Linked DNA regions of Homo sapiens: region 1 is linked to region 2. A link is an interaction called in ENCODE POLR2A ChIA-PET data of the cell type or tissue named here. Cell type or tissue: HCT116. All regions are shown on one strand. Each heading gives the region's core, and the rest is flanking DNA. Links, peaks and the distances in the headings are about the cores only.

Region 1 (11,424 bases), core at 3,816-8,815, 330 kb after region 2:
TTAAAGGAGGGGGATGGTGAGTTACTTTGTAAAGTGGAGACAAGCCCCTTAAGCCCTGGGGAAAGGGATTTACATAAACCAAGGTCCCACGTTTAGGTTGGGTTCTCAGCTCTGGTGTGCCCATGAAAGACCCTCTCCCAGGTCCTAGCAGAGCTGCTGGCACAGTGCCCTGGGTGCCAGCCCACTGTCCTGCATGGGCTCAGAGGAGCTGGAACGGTGTCAGCTGGTGCCAGCTCCCTGGGGGCAGGGCAGGCCGGGCCAGGCTATGTGAACAGAGTGTGTCCTCAGTCCTCTGGGGGAAATCGGAGACCAGGCCAGATCCTGCCTGCTGGGTCTCTCACCCTCTTCTCAGCTTACACTTCCAGGGAAACTGGTCACCCTGGGTAGAGACTTGCTCCAGATATCAGGGCCCTGAGGCTCCAGCCTGAGCTCCTGGGAGGGGATGTGGTGTAGAGACACCCTTGGCCAGGCCCCTGCCTCAGGCTGGCCTGGGGCGCCAGAGAGACCAGGCTTGTAGAAGGAACGGAGCAGGCTCACGCGGAGCCCTGTGCACGGTGAGCTCAGGGTGCAGAGGGATCTCTGGGGCCCTGGTCACCCTCCCTGGGGAGTCCTGCTTTTCAGTGTGGCAAGAAGCGCCTTGCTGTGTGACAGCCCTCTTCCCCTCCCTGACTCTTAGTCTCCCCTGGGTCCTCTGGGGGCCCTAACAGCAGGATGTACCTGGCCTCCTGCCCGAAGCCTCTCAGAGTGGAGGAGGACCTAGGAGGCTGGACACTGAGATGCGAGAGGCGTCATAGGAGGGGCGGTCCAGGGGCAGGGTGGGGAGGAGACTTCTCTTGCTCATTCCTGGTTCAAATGTTTCAGATGTTGGGATGCAGGGAAGAGGTGACTCTGGTCCCCAGATGCAGGTCAGCTGCCAGAGGCTGGCCAGGGCTTCCCACCCACTGACCCTGGCTGCACTCAGAGGCCTCTCACATTTCTCTTCCTCTCTTCAGTCTACTGTCAGGGCCAGGCATATCCCCTGGGACCCAGAATCTGTCTCCATTGCCCCCAACCCTGCGACACCCTCAAGAGAGGTCTAGAGGGTGGTGACTCAGTAACTCAGAGAGGGCCTTCTGGAGATGCCGCGGCCTCAGAACCCCTCTGTAACCCAATGCTGGCCTCTCAGGCCACGTGCGGGGATGCCTGGCTTTTCTGAATCCTTGCTGCTTCCTCTGGCTTTGAGAAGCAGCACACTTGGTCCTCCTGTTGGGAGGGTGGACACCAGCAGAAGCCTTCCTTGTAAAAGTTTCTAGGAGGCACCTGTGGTGGTTCTCCTCCCCCTCCCCCTTGGTACCATGTCCCAGCCTTGGGATCCCCAAGTCCCCCCACTCCCTTCACTTTGCTGCTGCAACCCCTTGAGAGGTGGCTGGGGAAGGACAGGGGTATGGAGGTCGAAACTCAGGCTAATAAATCTAGGGTGGGGAGCATTTATTTTAATTTTTGTCTTGCAGCTCTTTGTAGAGGACCTAGCCTTTCTCTACTGAACTGAAGGGGTTTGGTCCCATCACCCGAAGACTGGCCCACCTGCCCACACAGGTGGGGGCACAGGAGGTCTGGGAGGCCCCAGGAGGTGGAAGTTCAGAGGCCTGCCTGGCCCTGTCCATCCCACTGGCTGAGGCCAGGCCGGAGGGCCGACCCCAGGGGCCCTCTGTATGCAAGCCGACGCAGACAAGGGCCCAGTGCATAGTTAAGACACAAACACCACACAGCTGTCCAGAGCCTCCAAAGCACTGTTTATCCAGGCTCCATGGAACCAAGTGCCCCCAGCTGCCTGCCCTAGTCCTCAGGGGGGCACTGGCACCGCAGTGGCCTCGGCCTGAGACCCTCGATGAGCCCCAGCCTAACCTGCTCCAAAGCCACTGACACATGCATGTTTAGCCCTTGGCCCATCAAGATGGGGCCCTGGGAATGAACTGGCTGCAGACCCTCCTCCATCCCACACCCCCAGGGGCTCCATCAGTCCTGGCTAGCTCAGCACCATGTTAAATAGCTTCCTTGCAATCTCCCTTAAATAAACCCATCCCCAGAGCAACCTACCCACCCTGCACCCTGAATATATTATCCTATTGGCTTATGCCTTCTAGACTGGAGGCGCTCTCTCCTCTTGCCCTCTACTCCAGGGGATACCATCTCCCTAAAAAACCAGGGGAGGAAGTTTTTTTCTCAACTCTGGGGCAGAGACAAAGGGTGGCCTGGGTTGGAGTGGAAAAGCCAGGAATAGCTTCCTCTGTCCCTTCCCTCCCCAGGGTACTTCCTTCTCCTTGCCCTCTTAGCAGCCTGGGTCAGGCGCGACTTACCCAAGGTCACAGACCCAGGACCCAGAGTCATGACCCATGTAGGAGGTTACCCTGGTTTTGACAGCCCAAACCAGCTCCAGGGCAGGAGGACTGAACTTAAGCCTGCCTCCACCTTGGCCCCTGCAGTTCTCCAGGCTCGGAGTGAGCTGAGGGAGGTTCCAGCTCTTGACTCCACTCTGTCCCGGACCCCTGGGACTATCTCCCAGGACCCTCCACCCCTGGTGTCTCCAGGTCTCTCTTGCTCTGGGGATACTCAGACAGCACCAGGCATGGAAGCAATGGGGCCCGGGACATGGGCAAGCCTGTCCCTGGCCCGATCAGCATCTGGGCCCAGGCCAGGCCTCACACCCAGTACTGGCCATTCTTAAGGGCAGGGTTGGGTGTCCGGCAGAACTGCAGCAGCTCTGGGTCAGGCTGGCCTCCTGGAGGGGGCCCCTGGCCAGGCACAGCTGTGAGCGGGATGGCCTGGCCTGGCTCCACCTTGCGAAAGGTCTCGGTGTCACCAGCCAGGCCGTTGCGGGGCTTGGCAGTCAGGACCTGGACGTCATGCTTGCCCGTCTTGTTGCGTTTTCGGAGGTAGAAGAGCAGGGGCAGGATGAGCGCCAGGAGCAGAAGTACCAGGCACATGGGGATGATGACGCTGAACATGTTGGCCTCAAGGAAGCTCAGGAAGCCTCCCTTGGCCACAGCGGGCTCAGGGCTGGATGCCATGGGGCCTGGCTCGCCTGTGGGGGTGCTGCTCTCTGGCTTCCCTGCTTCCGTCCGGGCGGCCTCGGGGACACTGAGCAGGGCCACGCTGTAGGGCCGGGCAGCATTGTAAGGCTCAGTGGCAAAGTCCAGGGAGGCCACAGCAGGCGGGACGCCCTGTGCCCACAGCTCCAGAGTGAGACTGTCACCTGCGGGGCCGGGGGCCCTCCCCTCTGGCCTGCCCACCTCCAGCCCCAGCCTCCCGTCCTCAAGGTCCTGCTGAGTGAACTGCTCCACCAGCTGGCTGCCCCCGGGCTCCGTCCTGGCTCGGGGCACGCGGACCACGCGGCCATGCCGGGGTCCCTCCAGGAGGCGGAAGCGCGGCACACTGCCTGTGCGGTTGGCCAGCTCGCCAGCATCTAGGACGGTGGGGTCCAGGCGCAGGGTGGCACCCTGGGGCCATGGCCCACCTGCCCACACATGCAGCAGAGCCCTCACAGTGACGTTCACTACGGCTGATGCATTGACACCCCTAGCCAGTGCCAGGACTCTGAAGTGGTCATGAGAGGAGGAGAAGTTGGTGAAGGCAAAGACCACCTCGCCCTGGTCTATCTGGAATTGGCTGAAGGCCGAGGTGGGCCGCCCGCCCACCAGGAGATGCCCATACTGGGGTCCCTGGATGAGGCGGTATGCTGCCTCTGGCTCCTCCCGATCTGAAACCACCCGGAGCTGCTGCTGGCTCAGTGAGGAGCGCCCCAAAGCTTGGGGCACCTCCAGGGGTGCCCGCAGCTGCACCTCGATGGCGGATGGTAGGATGTCCACAGCCAGGGACATGGGCAGGGGTGGGCTGGCCCCATCAGACATGCTCAGCTGGAAGATGCCTGCCACGCTGCTCCCGTTGGCCACGAAGGCCAGCCGCCCTGAATCCACATCGGCTTGCGTGAAGCGGGTCACGGGCCCCAGGCCACCACCCACCAGGCTGAGGAAGCCGTTGTGGGGTGCCCGCTGGACCTCGTACTCAATCTCCCCAGGAGCTGAGTCTGGGTCCACCACACTCAGCTGGGCCCGGGAGATGGGGGCACGAGAGCCTCGGGTGAGCCGGAGTGGGACAGAGGCCTGTGGCTGAGGGGGCCGCTCATTTACATCCCTCACCGTGATGGCAAAGGCCTCTGAGGTTTGGGGTCCAGCCACGGAGGCCCCTGCTGGCCCCTGGAGGTGGGCACGAAAGTGGAAGCCATCCTGCTGGGTGCCCCCACCGCCGTGGGCATACACTAGCTGCCCTGCAGCCAGCTGGGACTGCAGGAAGTGGGGCTGCCCAGCATGGAGGGGCTCCTCGGACACCAACAGCTGGCCCCGGCTGGGGAACTGTGTGACCTGGAAGAGCACATCATGCTCTGAGCGCTGGGGTGATGGAACGCTGGCCAAGAGATTGGAGGCATCCAGAGCAGCCACGGTGATCCTGGCCCGCTGGCCCTCGGGGACCCAGAGACCTGGGGGTGGGACATAGGCTATGAGGGTCCAGCCCACTGAGGGGAGAGTGATGGACCCTCAGCTGGGGGTGCCTCAGGGCAAGGATGTGCCTCCCCCCAACCATCAAGCCAGGTCCTCCAGGGTGGGGCTCAGGGTTCCCAGGAGGATAAGGACTATGTCCCCGCTGTGATGTCAAAGCTTCCCCACTCACCCTCCCTGTGACTTCCCAGGTCCTGGGGGCTGAGACAGGAGCTGCTGACCCTGGCCTCGTGTCCCCTCCTCCTGGGCCTCTCCCATTGTCCCTCCCCACAATCTTGCCAGCTTATCATGCTGTTCACCTTTGTTCTTCCAGAGGTGGCTGGGGCGCTGGGGACAGGCAGCCTCAAAAGACACAGCCACAGCAAGGGTGGCGGCCACGTCCCGGGCAGGCGGCGAGGACAGCTGGAGCTCTAGGGTATCATGGGCCTCCCAAAAGGGCTCGGGGGGCATCTCATGCTCATACAGAATATTCCCAGCGTAGACCTAGGGGAGACACCATCGTGGGGTGAGAGGCAGGTCCAGCCTGTGTTGTCCAGACACTGAGCACTTTTGTCTCCTCAGGCCCCACTCTGGGCTCTCCTGGGTGTGCCCAGGTCTGTGCGTGTGACCCGCTGTCTCCCTCACTAACTCACTGGGTCACATCAGGCAATGCAGTGCAGAGCTGGGCTCTGGAGCCGGAGCCTGGGCTCAAACCCCAACTCTGCCACCCTGGGGAAATCGCCTAATTTCTCTGACCTCTGGGGAATGCAATGATCTGTCTGTGCTGCTCTCTAAAGCGAGTACTTCCTCTTGTGCACAGGATCCTATCCCCTCTTGCCTTCTGAAGACACCACTTCTACTGTCTCTTGGCTTTCTCCTATGGTGTCAGTTCCCCCCAGATGCATCATTCCCTTCATTATGCAACTATGCTATTCTTTTGTCTCACTTACATTAAAGCTATTTAATTAATTATTATTATTATTATTTTGAGACAGGGTCTTGCTCTGTTGCCCAGACTGGACTGCAGTGGCGTGATCATGGCTCACTGCAGCCTCGACCTCCAGGGCTCAAGCGATCCTCCCACCTCAGCTTCCCAAGTAGCGGGGACTGCAGGCACATGCCACCACACCCAGCTATTTTTTTTTATTGTTTGTTGAGACAGGGTCTCACTATGTTGCCCAGGCTGGTCTTGAACTTCTGGGCTCAAGCGGTCCACTTGCCTCGGCCTCCCAGAGTGCTAGGATTACAGGCAGGAGGCACTGCACCTGGCCAGAAAAAACTATTCTTGACTTCACATTTTCCACCAGCTTCACCCCTGCCCCTTTGCTTCTCTTTGCAGCAAAACTTCAAAAAGCATAGTCCACGCTCTCCCCCAGGCATTCTTGGGTCTCTCTACCCAGGATTTTGCTCCCCCATCGCCACATCTCCTTTTGCCAAGGGCACCAGAGGCCTCCGTGTTGTTGGATCCAGCGGTCGGCTCTCAGCCTCCTCTTAACTGCTCAGTGGCACTGGTGCCGCCAAGCAACCCTTCCTCCAAGAGAGCCACAGGCTCTGGGATACTTCACTCTGGGGTTCCTCCTACCTCACAGACTCTCCTGGCTGGTCCTCCTCTTCTCCCCAACATCTTATGGCCAGGTCTCCAGGCTCTTTTCTGTCTACAGGCACTCTCCATGAGTCCTTATTCAGTCTCCTGGCCTCAAATGCCAGCTGTGCTGAGACCCCCTTATTTGTAGCTCCAGCCTAGCCTGCTCTCCCCTGAACCCCAGACTCATGTTTCCAGCTACCTCTGCCGATATCTAATAGACACCTCAAACTCAACCTGCCCCGGCTGCACTCCCGATCGGCCCCCACCTCCTACAGTCATCCTGCTTCAGAGACTATAGCTCCGTTTTCAAGGGCTCAGGCCACACCCTTGGAACCACCCTTGCATCCTCTCTTTCCCTCAAACCACCGCATCTCTCACCTGGATTATCGTAACAGCTTCCTGTGTCCCAGCTGCAGTCCCCCGCCCATTACATTTTGTTCCTAACACAGCAGCCAGAGTGAGCCTTTTGAAAGGGAAGATTATGGGGCTCTTTGGCTCACATAGTGCAGTGTCTCCCCATCTGACCACTAAGGCCTGGCTGTGACCATATCACCCCTGCGACCTCAACTCCCCTCACCTCCACTCCAGACACACCTGCTGTTCTATGGTGCTGCCTGCAGTTCAACACCAAAGAATATTCTTCGCTCCAGGAAGAAAAACGGTTTTCTCCACCTCCAATCACAATGTGTTCTTTTGGCCTATCTTTTGCTCCCCACCCACCCTTTTTTTTGAGACGGAGTCTTGCTCTGTCGCCCAGGCTGGAATGCAGTGGCACGATCTTGGCTCACTGCAACCTCCACCTCCACCTCCCGGGTTCAAGCGATTCCCCTGCCTCAGCCTCCTGAGTAGCTGGGACTATAAATGCGTGCCACCACGCCCAGCTCATTTTTTGTATTTTAGTAGAGATGGGGTTTCACCATGTTAGCCAGGATAGTTTCGATCTCTTGACCTCGTGATCCACCCGCCTTGGCCTCCCAAAGTGCTGGGATTACAGCTGTGAGCCACCGCGCCCGGCCTTATTTTCCCCTTTTAGGAAACACTGGGAACTATTTTCTTCTCAGAGAAAAACAGGACTTGCCCAATAGTAACATGGAAACTTAACAGGGTCTTAACCTGTGAAGACTCTAGGAGCAGAACCCGGAGTAAGGGGGAGCAGGGGCCGGAGTAAGGGGAGCAGGGCCCCGTCTAAGATGGGGCAGGGCCTGGGCTAAGGGAGAGCAGGGCCGGGCTAAGGGGAGGCAGGGCCCAGTCTGAGGTGGGGGCAGGGCCTGGTCTAAGGGGAGCAGAGCCTGGGCTAAAGGGCAGCTGAGCCCAGTCTGAAGGAGAGCCGAGCTATCTGAATAGGGGCTAGCACCTGTTCTAAAGGAAGTGGCTGCTCCCCTGCTTTCGCTGTAAGAGGGAACACAGGCCTTTTAAGAAAATGGGAATCAAGTTTTTTGTTTAATTTCCCAAAGGTTATATGTTGACAATTAACTTCAAAGTATTAGCTGCTTTTTGTAGGCCAAATAAACACGTCTGTGGGCCAGATCTGGCCCAGGACTAGAGTTGCCAGTGGCAACTTCTGGCCCAGGCTGAATGGTGGGCAGGAAGGAAATGGAGCCCCCAGGAGTGGGAGTGGGAGCTGATGCCTGGGTACGGGAGCTCTGTGGGTGGGAGTGAGACAAAAAACAGGGTCTTGAGCTCTGGGGAGCAAGCAGTGTCCTCCAGTGAAGGAAATCCTGGACTCGCAGGCAGAAGTTTTGCCTCTTACTCGCCATGTGCTCTGAATAAAGTTACCTGCCCTCCACGAGCCTGTTTCCTTATCTGAAAAATGGGGACACCTGACCCCTTCCCTGCCCAGTTTAGTGTTGTGGGACAGGGCTGCTGTCAAGACAATACCCAGTCCTGCCCTCCTCCCAGAGTGGGCCAGGGTAGCCCACGTAGCCTCTTCCCTGCTTTCCTGGGTGGCACTGCCAGCCTGACCCCCTGGTGTCCATTCAGTCTAGTCCTTCATATTTCTGGGGCACGGGGAAGCTCTGAGTAACGTGGGACTATAAAGTGCAAGAGGGTTGCTGATGGCCTGGTCCCGTGCCCTCTCCATTCCTGGGCATTCTTGACAAAGGCTCCCAGCAACTGAGGGTACGCAGCAGCTGCAGACACCAGCCTGACAAATATCTCATTGTGGGGAGGGGGCCATAGCAGGAGTGGGGAGCCAGGGAAATACAGAACCTGGGACTGGGAGGTGTTGATGTGAGAAGCCCAAGAAACTTCATTCCACCTGTCAAAGCCACCTCCTTCCAGATGCCCAAATCTGAGCCACTTGCTGGGCAGGGACTTTGCCTTTGCACTTGCTGAATACCATCTGCACCTCTCAGGAGGGAGAGTGCCAGGCTCAGGAGTCCCTGCCGAGCTAGGAAAGGGGGCTGGGGTGGGCTCTGCCATTTTTTGAAGGCTGGCAGGGGGACCCCTCAGGAGGTACTTGGGGCAGTACCATATGCTGTGGCTCCTGAGTGAGAGTCAGCTCTGCGCCCCACAAGACCACTCCCTACCCAGAATTCACTGTCATCATGTGCTGGGTCCAGATGCCCATGCAGCCTCCTGGCGGGAGCATCACATGTGCCGCCTGCCTGGGATGGCCCATGGAAGAGTCTGCCCCGCTCTGCCCTGCTATGGAACAACTCCTGTTCTGTCTTCAGCGAGTGGTGTTCATTTAAGTGATGACTGGGCTGGCCCCCATGGCACAGTTATCACAGAGAGTCTGCTGCTACCCATGGCTGAGAGCTCTAATTCTTCCTGGTGGTCTCTGAAGCCACCAGGACGGATGAACAGCAGCTTCACCCTCTTGGCTGACTCAGCTGCCTTTCATCAGCTCATCTGCCCCTAGGATCCACTCTGCCTCTGGCTGGCACTTGACCTGAGCCCCAGGCTCACACCTCTGCCCACAGGCCCAGCCGCTGCTTCACGTCCAACTCCATCCCCCACCAAGCACTGCCCCTCATCAGCTACTGGGGTACCACTAGTGCCCCCACATGGTGCCCCCTCTCCAGACCCTCGGGTCCGGCTGTAGCTTCCTTCTGGAAGCTATACCCCAAGACCCCAGCCCTGCTCTAGGGCCCTGTATCCCCGACTTTCTGCATCCTTCTCCCTCCTTCTGGGAACATGAACTTGCCCTGCCAGCCTGGCGGCTCCTGGAGGACAGGACACTAGCGCCTGGACAATGGCAGGCCCGGGAACGTCTGCTGCCAGTGATGCTGGAGCTGGCATCCATGTCCACATGATGTCCATGGCACAGCGGCCACCTGAGGCTGGGGGCATCTGAGTGGTGGCTGCAAAGTTGGGCCCTTACCTCTGCCTGAGTGAAGTTCACCAGGGCCTCCCCTGTGCTGTCCTGCTGGGCGTGGAACAGCCGGCCTAGCTGGGGGCCCCGCACCACACGGTAGAGCAGGAGCTGGGGGTCAGTGCCTGCGCTGGAGCTGGCCCTGAGGGTCTGACTGCTGAGTGGCTGGACGGACCCTGCCAGAGGCAAAAGGGGATATCAGATTTTGACTGGGAGCCAGGTCCAGGCCTGTGTTTGCAAAGAGGCAGCGTGACCCTGGCATGCCACCCTCAGCTCCGCCCCAGCTCCTGGCACCCAGGAATGCCCATGATCAGCACACCCACCTGGGCAGACAGTCAGTGTCTGGCTGCCCTTCAGCGAGAGGAGCACTTGCTTCTGGGCCGTCACTCGGAAGAAGTGTCCGGGGGAAGTGTGCTCGCCGTCAGAGAGGCGGAAGCGGAAGCCTCCATCCAGGGTTCCTGGGGACAGGGGCATTGGGTCCAGCTGGCCCGAGCCGGCTCCCCATCTCAGGGCACCCCCGTGGGCAGCAGGAACCCGAGGCCCGGCCCTCAGCACCCACCTCTGTGTGAGAACAGCACGAGCCCGCCGTCCAGCTGGGCCTGCGTGAAGCTGCGCACCTCAGTGCCCGGCGCCCCCCGCAGCACTACCCGCCCGTTGCTGGGCTGCTCGATGGTGTAGACCAGATCCTCAGACCCAGAGTCGCCGTCCGTGCTCCTCAGAGCCTCCGCAGGGATGGGCGCAGTGGCCCCCTCCCACATCTGGGAACACAGGCCTGTGAAGGTTCTGCCTTGCCGCACTCACCCACCCCTTCCTCCCCGGCCCTGGGCTGCCACCAGGGCTCCAGTCCTGCTGCGGCTCAGCCCCTCGGGTGGCATCGAGGCTGGCGCCACTCTGGCTCCCCTGCACAAAGGGCCTCCCGCATTCACCTTCCCTGTCACCCCAGGGAAGGCCCCAGGGAAGGTCACCCTCCAGGCCCAGCCTCCCTGCTCTCCATCTGCCCTAGTCCTGTGTGTCCCTCAAGGCCAGCTTATGTCCCCTACCCAGGAAGGCCCCAGCTCTTACCCTCACCAAGTTCTCACTCCCAGAAACCCCCAGCGCTGACCAACAGTGCTCCCTAATCTGTCTCACTGGTGGGACAGGGGTCTCCTTTCAGAGCCTCCGTGTGTGCCTGGCCGGGGCCGGGCACAGGTGGGAATGGTGATTTTAGAAATGGGCCCTCCTTCCAGCTGAGGGAGGGGTGCGTGGCGCAGAGAGTGGGGGGCTGATGGTTGGCACTGTTCTGCAGCACAGAATCAGCGTGGGATGGGCCCAGGTGCTTCCAGAGCAGTTAGGGGCCCTCCTTATGTTGGGCAAAGGGGACCCCTTTTTCAGGCCTCCCACTTGCAAGCAGAGCAGGTGCCTGTTCCTGAGGTCCTGGTACCAGTCTTGCTGGGTCAATTACTTGCGGGCAGAGCTGCAGTGGGACTCACATGCCCGGAAAACAGAGCCTTCTGGCATTCCTGGGCTTCCTCCCCCGGCCCCAGGGAGCCCTCAGGCCCAGCCCTGGCAGGAGGGGCCATAATGTTGCGGGGCAGGACCCCAGCACTAGGCTTCTGGAGCAAACACAGGTAGATGGCACCACCTGGTGGCTGTGCTGCCACACAGCCGTCCTGGCCTGTGGTTCCAGAGCACTGTGTCCCACTCTTTGGCGGCTTCCGCACCACCAGGCCACCCGCTACGGGCACATCCTAGACCACCAAGGCCCCGCCCCCACCCCCGCCCCAGGCACCCCATGCCAGAGACAGCCCAAGTCAGCCCTTTATGGAAACTTCAGTGGCTCCTGCTGACCGGGGAGGATGCACCCCAGAAGCTGGGGTTCAAAGCCCTGCCATGTGGGCTTTGTAAAGCCATGCCCTTTCTGTTCCACCAGAACTACTTTTGCAACCATGGAGAAGTTCCATCCCACGTCTGGGCCTCAACTTCCACCTGCAGAGTGGGGCCCTTACCTCTGCCTGAGCGAAGTTCACCAGGGC
Region 2 (7,820 bases), core at 2,821-7,820:
TCCACTGGCCAAAGATGGGACAATTTGAACATCAAAAGAGATACTTACTGACTCCACTCCTGACTTCTGCTTCTGAAAAAATGAAGTAGGTGTTTTCCCTATTCCTCCCACTAAGTACAGTTAACAACCCTGGATGTTACATATAAAACAAACAAAAAGACTCCGAGCGATGGAGAGAAGGCACCCTAGCCTGGCTGGGATCCTCAGGACCTGAGGCTCCACAGAGAGAAATTCCTGGAATCTGGACCCCATGGCCCAGTCAGGTTACACAAAACTGATCATCACAGATCTGTAGAACTATACAAAAGTGCTAACATTCATGATTAGGGTCTCAGAAGGTAAGGAGGAAGAGAGTGGAATGGAAAAAGTATTCAAAAAAATAATCACTAAAGGCCAGGTGCAGTGGCCCATGCCTGTAATCCCAGCACTTTGGGAGGTGGGACAATTGCTTTAGACCTTGCAACTGGCCTGAGCAACACAGGGAGACTCAGTTTCTCCAAAAAAATAAAAAATTAGCCGATCATGGTGGTGCGTGCTTATAGTCTCAGCTACTCAGAAGGCTGAGGCAGGAGGATCAATCGCTTGAGCCCAGGGGTTTGAGGCTGCAGTGAGCTGTGATCATACCTCTGCACTCCAGCCTGGATAACAGAGCTGAGACCCTGTCTCAAAAAAAAAAAAAAAAAAAAAAAAAAAATGTATATATACACACATTGGAATATTTTTCAGCCCTTAAAAAGCAGAAGGTTCTGTCATTTGTGACTTGGATGAACCTAGACGACATGATGCTAAGTGAAATAAGCCAGGCACAGAGAGACAAATACCTCGTCACCTCACTTATGCCTGGAGTTGAAAAAAGGGCCTGGGGCAGTGGCTCACGCCTGTAATCCCAGCACTTTGGGAAGCCAAGGTGGGAGGATCACTTAAGCCCAGGAGTTCGAGACCAGGCTGGGCAACATGGCAAACCTGTCTCTACAAAAAGTAAAAAAATTAGCCGGGTGCAGTGGCACATGCCTGTGGTTCCAGCACTTGGGAGGTTGAGGTGGGAGGATTGCTTGAGCCAGGGCGGTCAAGGCTGCAGTGAACCATGATAGTGCCCCTGCACTCCAGCCTGGGTGACAGTGAGACCCTGTCTCAAAAAAAAAAAGTTAAATTCATAGAAGTCGACAGTAGAATGGTGGTTAGCAGAGGCTGGAGGAGAGAGAGGGTGGGTTGTGGGGAAAAGGGGAGACACCGGTCAAAAGGTACAAAGTTCCAGTTAGGAGGAGTACATTCTGGTGATTTATTGCCCAGCGTGGTGACCAGTTAATAATGATGTATACTTCAAAATAGCTAAAAGAGGGTTTTAAATGTTCTCATCACAAAGAAATAAATATTTGAGGTAATGGATATCCTAATTAGCCTGATTTGATCTTTTTTTGTGTTTTTTGTTTTCTTGAGACAGAGTCTCACTCTGTTGCCTAGGCTGGAGTGCAGTGGCGTGATCTTGGCTCACTGCAACCTCCGCCTCCCGAGTTCAAGTGATTCTCCTGCCTCAGCCTCTGTAGTAGCTGGGACTACAGGCATGCACCACCACCCCTGGCTAATTTTTTGTATTTTTTGTAGAGACTGGGTTTCACTATGTTGGCCAGGCTGGTTTTAAACTTCTGACCTCAGGTGATCCGTCTGCCTCGGCCTCCCACAGTGCTGGGATTACAGGCATGAGCCACCGTGCCCAGCCGATTTGATCATTCCACAATATATGCATGTAACAAAACATCACACTGTACTCCATAAATTTATACAATTATTATTTGTCAATTAAAAATAAAACTATAGATAAGTCAAACTGGTATTCTAAAAAATGCTCCACCAGCCACAGTTGGGCAAGAAGAAGCAAAAATGAAAACTGGGAATAAACAAAGTGATAAAAAAATCACAAGGAGACTATCCTTGGCAACATGGCAAAACCCCATCTCTACAAAAAAATACAAAAATTAGGTGTGGTGGTATGCACCATTGTCCCAGCTACTCAGGAGGCTGACGTTGGAGGATCACCTGAGCTCAGGAGTTCGAGGTTGCAGTGAACCATGATCATACCACTGCACTCCAGCCTTGAGTGACAGAGTGAGATCCTGTCTCAAAAAAAATAAAAAAGAGGTTATCCTGTCTTTTTAGTCAGGATAACCAAATAGCCCTGGTCAATGAGGTAAAGCTATACTTGACAGATGGATTCTATCAAATATATTAAGAATGACAATTAGAAAATCACTTTGAGGCTGGACACGGTGGCTCACGCCTGTAATCCCAATACTCTGGGAGGCCAAGGCAGGTGGATCGCTTGAGGTCAGGAGTTTGAGACTAGTCTTGGCAACGTGGTAAAACCCTGTCTCTACTAAAAATACAAAAAATTAGGCATGGTGGCCCCCACCTGTAATCCCAGCTACTGGGAGGTCGAGGCTGCAGTGAGCCGAGATTGCACCATCGTTCTCTAGCCTGGGCAACAGAGTGAGACCTGTCTCAAAAACAACAATAAAAACCTAAAACTTTATTTTCTTTTGAGACAGGATCTCAAAGCGAACTTTCGTATTTTTAGTAAAGACGGGGTTTCACCATGTTGGCCAGGCTGGTCTTGAACTCCTGGCCTCAAGTGATTCACTCCCCCCTCGGCCTCCCATAGTGTTGGGATTTCAGGCATCAGCCACTGCGCCTGGCCAAAAACCCAAAACTTTATATTCATTGAATAGCAACTACCCATTTCCTCCTTCCCGGCAGCTCCTGGCAACCACCATTCTACTTGCTGCTTCTGTGTGTTTAACTGTTTAGGTACCTGATATAAGTGGAACCATGAAGTATTTGTCTTTCTGGGGTTTTTTTGCTTGTTTGTTTTATGAGACAGAGTCTCGCTCTGTTGCCAGGCTGGAGTGCAGTGGCACGATCTCAGCTCACTGCAACCTCTGCCTCCTGGGTGCAAGCAATTCTCCTGCCTCAGCCTCCCAAGTAGCTGGGACTACAGGTGCCCGCCACCACACCTGGATAATTTTTGTATTTTTATTAGAGACGGGGTTTCACCATGTTGGCCAGGATGATCTCGATCTCCTGACCTCGTGATCCACCCGCCTTGGCCTCCCAAAGTGTCGGGATTATAAGCGTGAGCCACTGTGTCCAGCCTAAGTATTTGTCCTTCTGTGACCAACTTATTTAGTGCAATGTCTTCGAGGTTACCCATGTTGTTGCATGTGGCAGTATTTCCTTTTTTTAAAGGCTGAATAATATTCCATCATATACCACATTTTTTTTAGGGGGGCAGGGATGGGGATAAGGTTTCACTCTGTCATCCAGGCTAGAGTGCAGCAGCATGATCACAGTTCACTGTAGCCTCTGACTCCCAGGCTCAAGCAGTCCTCCAACCACAGCCTCTGGAGTAGCTGGGACTACAGATGCATACCACTATGCTAATTCTTTTCTTATATAGAGATGGAATCTCCCTATGTTGACCAGGCTGGTCTTGAACTCGTGGGCTCAAGCAGTCCTCCTGTCTTGGCCTCCCAAAGGGCTGAGATTACATGCATGAGCCACCATGCCCAGCCTATTATATATCACATTTTAAAAAATCCATGTATCGGTTGGTTGTTTCCACATCTTGGGAATAATGCTTCAATGTGTGTTATCTCTTCATTGGGGTGGCAGTTACATGACTATGTGTTTGTCAAATATTGCAGTCTGAAAGGGGTAAATTTTACTATATGTAAATTATACCTTTATTTAAACAAGAGAACAACAAAGAAATTACTCCATAGATTATTTGGTGTTCACAAGGTATGAACCATATGTTTTCTAATGCAGAGGTCTGGCTGCCACAGCCCCTGTCTTGATCAGTTTCAGCTCCCAATAAAGTGGGACAATGAGATATTGGGTGCCTCCTGATATGATGCAATTCAAAGTACAGAGCAGTGGCCAGGCGTAGTGGCTTATCCCTGTAATCCCAGCACTTTGGGAGGCCGAGGCAGGCAGATCACCTGAGGTCAGGAGTTTGAGACCAGCCTGGCCAACATGGTGAAACCCCGTCTCTACTAAAAATACAAAAATCAGCTGGGAGTGGTGGCATATGCCTGTAGTCTCAGCTACTCAGGAGGCTGAGGCAAGAGAATCACTTGAACCTGGGAGGCAGAGGTTGCAGTGAGCCAAGATCGTGCCACTGCACTCCAGTCTGGGTGACAGAGCAAGACTCCATCTCAAATAAAACAAAACAAAACAAAAAACAACGAAGTACAGAGCAGCACCTAGGAAGTATCCCTGAATATTTATATAATCAAGCCTTTAGATCTAATTCCCAGCATGCAGGATGAACCACAGATAGAGGACCAATCTCTGTGACAATATCAGTGACACCCTGAGGATACATTCAGACAAATTGAGAATGTGATGCAGCATCTATCTCAAACAACAACTGGCTGAGACTCTTCAGAAAGGTATCATGAAGATAAAAGAAGGGGATGAAGTGGGTGGGAGAGGGAAGGTGGTTTCATCTAGATTTAAAATTATTAAAAAGATATAATCCAGCCAGGCGCGGTGGCTCACGCCTGTAATCCCAACACTTTGGGACCCCGAGGTCGGGGGATGGCTTGAGCCCAGGAGTTTGAGGCTGGCCCAGGCAACATAGTGAGACCACATCCTTACAAAACATGAATTAGCCAGGCGTGGTGGTGTGTGCCTGTAGTCCCAGCTACTTGGGAGGCTGAGGCTGAGGATCACTTGAGCCCGGGAGGTCGGAGGCTGCAATGACCCATGATTGTAGCCTGGGGGACAGAGTGAGACCCTGTCTATATGTGTATATATATATATATTTGGGACAATTGGGGAAATCTGGATGTGGACTAGCTATTAGATGATATTAAGAAGTTACTGTTGGCTGGGCATGGTGGCTCACTTCTGTAATCCCAGCACTTTGGGAGGCCGAGGCGGGCAGATTACTTGAGGTCAGGAGTTCAAGACCAGCCTGGCCAACAAGGCGAAACCTCATCTCTACTAAAAATATGAAAATTAGCCAGGCATGTGGCACACGCCTGTAATCCCAGTTACTCGGGAGGCTGAGGCAGGAGAATCACTTGAACCCGGGAAGTGGAGGCTGCAGTGAGCCGAGATTTCACCACCGCACTCCAGCCTGGGTGACACAGTGAGACCCTGTCTCAAAAAAAGAAGTTACTGTTAACTAATTTCTAATAACTTAGATATTATTAGATATTGTCAACTAATATCAAGTTGTTAATTCTATTCATTTATTATGGCAGAAGTATTTTAAAGTAAATTAGACAAATCATGACATTTCATACCCAATACTTTAACATGCATCTCTAAAAACCAATTTCTTACAAAGCCACATAATTTTATTACGCCTAATAAGGAGACGTAGCAGGGTAGTGTGAAGGAGGGGAAATCGTGGCGATGGGTTAGGTATACACTTAGAATGAAGTGCAGACTCCACACGGAGGCCCTCCCGAGGCCCAACCGGACCTGACCTGGGTTTGCTTCTCTGTCTTCACCTGCCAGCACTAACCCGCAGCTATACTCCAGCCACACAGGACTTCTTTGAGTTCTTTCAGTGACCAATCTCTTTCTCGCCTCAGGGCCTTTGTACTGGCGGTTCCTTCCGCCGGACACGTCGGGTTTCCTCGTTTTTGCGGACTGGCGCTTTCTGATTTCAGAGACTCTCCGCAACAGAACCATCTCAAGTGGGTCTACCTCCTCGCCTTTTTTTGTTGTTGTTGTTGCTTGGCTGCGCTTCTGACAGGGCAGGCCGTGATGATGTTTGTTTATGAGTTAGGTCTGACTGTTCGTTGGTGCTTAAGATCCCCACCGGGTCCCTAGGGCCTGTGCGTACCGCGCACCTGTGCACGTCCTGCGCGCAGCTGCAGGCGACTCCGCTCTGGCTCGTCGCTGCTGTTTCCTGCTGGGGGTGCCGACCCTGTCCCACGCTAGCTGGGTGACTTCCCCCAACCGCAGAGACAGCGGCGACCCGGGGCCTCAGACCTGCCCCCGCATCTCGCCGGCGCCAGGCAGTGGGAAGTCAGGTTCTTCCGCCACCTCCCAGCCAGGTAACTGCCCCGAAGCCTGCCCCAAAGCCTGGAACCCCCCAAGCTCGGGGACCCCACCCCGAAGAATCGCGACCGCTTCCCTGAGGGACTACACCTCCCAGCGGCTCCCAGCGCGCTCCCGGGCACCGCCCGTTCTGGCGTTAACCCTTTAGTGGCTGCAGTGGCGACGAGCGGAACGGAGTGCGGGTTCCCGGGGAGGGGGCGTGCAGGATCGGGTTGTGGGGGGTGCGCTGTAGGGCTAAGGAGAAGATGAGCTTTGGGGGGCCCTGAGGAGGAGGGGAGTCAGGATTAACCGAGGACAGGGTCGCAGCGGGGGCATGGGGAGGACGGGCCCGAGAGCGCCGCTCCTCCCCAAAACTAGGATTTGGAGCCTCACGTTCTCCCGCAAAACGAGCCCTGTGGGTGCCAGGCCAGGGGCGGCTCCCAGGTGTGGAGGGGGCAAGGTACGGGCGTCTGCCGTCGCTAAGTGCCCCCTTCCACTTAAGGCACACCTTCGCCTCCGATTCCGAACCGCCCGGGGACAGAGGCAAGTGGCAAAGCAGGGAGGGCGGAGGTGAGGAGTCGATACCCCCCACCCCAGGGACCAGGCGCTGCCGCGGGCCCTTTCCCTCCCCCAGGCCCGGGGCAGGAGCTCGGGGAGCCCTTCCTGGTGCCCGCCGTCCTCCTGCGGAGCCATGGGGAGCGGCTCCAGCGCATGGCGGCAGCCCGCCCGCCTCGTCCTGGCCCCTGCCCTGACCCGGGGGCGGCCGCGGGGATGTCCGGTCCGTGGGGCAGGCCCGGTTCTCGCTGCGGCCAAGCGGCCGATTCGGCCGCTCCCGCCGCTCCCCCGCGCCAGGCCGAGCTTCGCTCTTTCCCTCGGTGGTGAGCGGCCAGATCCAGGCGGGTCCTAAGTGTGGGGGGAGGGGGGCGCAGGGAGGGGCGGCCACGCGATCCTAAGACCCTTTCAGATGGTGGGAGAGCCTGGAGAAAGAGACAGCGTGTGCGGAGGGGGTGCTCCCTCAGATGGGGGGTCAGGAAGTCTCCCTCAAGTGTCTGGGACAGAGGGACAGCAGGGGCCAAGGCGGAGATGAGATCCGTGAGTGAGGGGAGCCGGGAAGAAGTAAGGCTGCAGCCGCGGCCCCGCAAGGATTGGGACTTTCGTCTAAACGCGGTGGAAGCCCATGGAAGGAAGCGGTTAGCAGCAAGGCAGAGTCCTGCTCCCTCTGCAGCCCCAGCTCCCAGCGCCCTGGGCTTTCCAGGCACCTGTCCGGGTAGGGGATTGAGGGCCGTGGCCAGGCCCGCACTTTCCTGCCAGCCGCAGCTGGCCACATGCCCATCTGACCCTCCGAGTTCTCCTCTAAAAATGGGGCTGACAGCCGCTACCTCACAAAGTCCACACCGGGCTCAACCCGCTGCCTTCCTCCCCAACAGGACTCTGCCACCCTCCCTCAGGATGCCTGAGGGCCCCGAGCTGCACCTGGCCAGCCAGTTTGTGAATGAGGCCTGCAGGGCGCTGGTGTTCGGCGGCTGCGTGGAGAAGTCCTCTGTCAGCCGCAACCCTGAGGTGCCCTTTGAGAGCAGTGCCTACCGCATCTCAGCTTCAGCCCGCGGCAAGGAGCTGCGCCTGATACTGAGCCCTCTGCCTGGGGCCCAGCCCCAACAGGAGCCACTGGCCCTGGTCTTCCGCTTCGGCATGTCCGGCTCTTTTCAGCTGGTGCCCCGCGAGGAGCTGCCACGCCATGCCCACCTGCGCTTTTACACGGCCCCGCC

The links. Peaks named below come from ENCODE experiments on the same cell type or tissue, not always from the same donor. Only the 100,000 strongest peaks of a DNase experiment are listed, where the experiment ranks them.
Region 1: POLR2A ChIA-PET joins it to region 2 with 6 read pairs; 2 of 35 experiments call an interaction of 5 or more read pairs at or near these places.

Annotation. Positions count from the first base shown.
Region 1 is chr15:75,672,872-75,684,295 of GRCh38, forward strand. It overlaps CSPG4 (chondroitin sulfate proteoglycan 4), which reads right to left. Exons shown (of 10, transcript NM_001897.5): 6 at 9,972-10,170; 7 at 9,736-9,870; 8 at 9,422-9,588; 9 at 4,832-5,015; 10 at 1,451-4,513. The coding sequence ends at 2,679. Among named protein-coding and RNA genes, the nearest start is that of SNX33, 31 kb to the left of the region's middle. RefSeq lists enhancers at 1,447-2,234, 9,586-10,430. In HCT116, for the core only: no CTCF peak of the experiment used is centred there; no DNase peak of the experiment used is centred there.
Region 2 is chr15:75,341,403-75,349,222 of GRCh38, forward strand. It overlaps NEIL1 (nei like DNA glycosylase 1), which reads left to right and starts at 5,637. Exons shown (of 10, transcript NM_024608.4): 1 at 5,637-6,071; 2 at 7,482-7,820. The coding sequence starts at 7,504. It also overlaps a transcript of COMMD4 not described here. RefSeq lists an enhancer at 5,389-5,438 and a silencer at 6,659-6,848. In HCT116, for the core only: no CTCF peak of the experiment used is centred there; DNase peaks (open chromatin) are centred at 5,599 and 6,199; H3K4me3 peaks cover 2,413 bases; H3K27ac peaks cover 2,574 bases.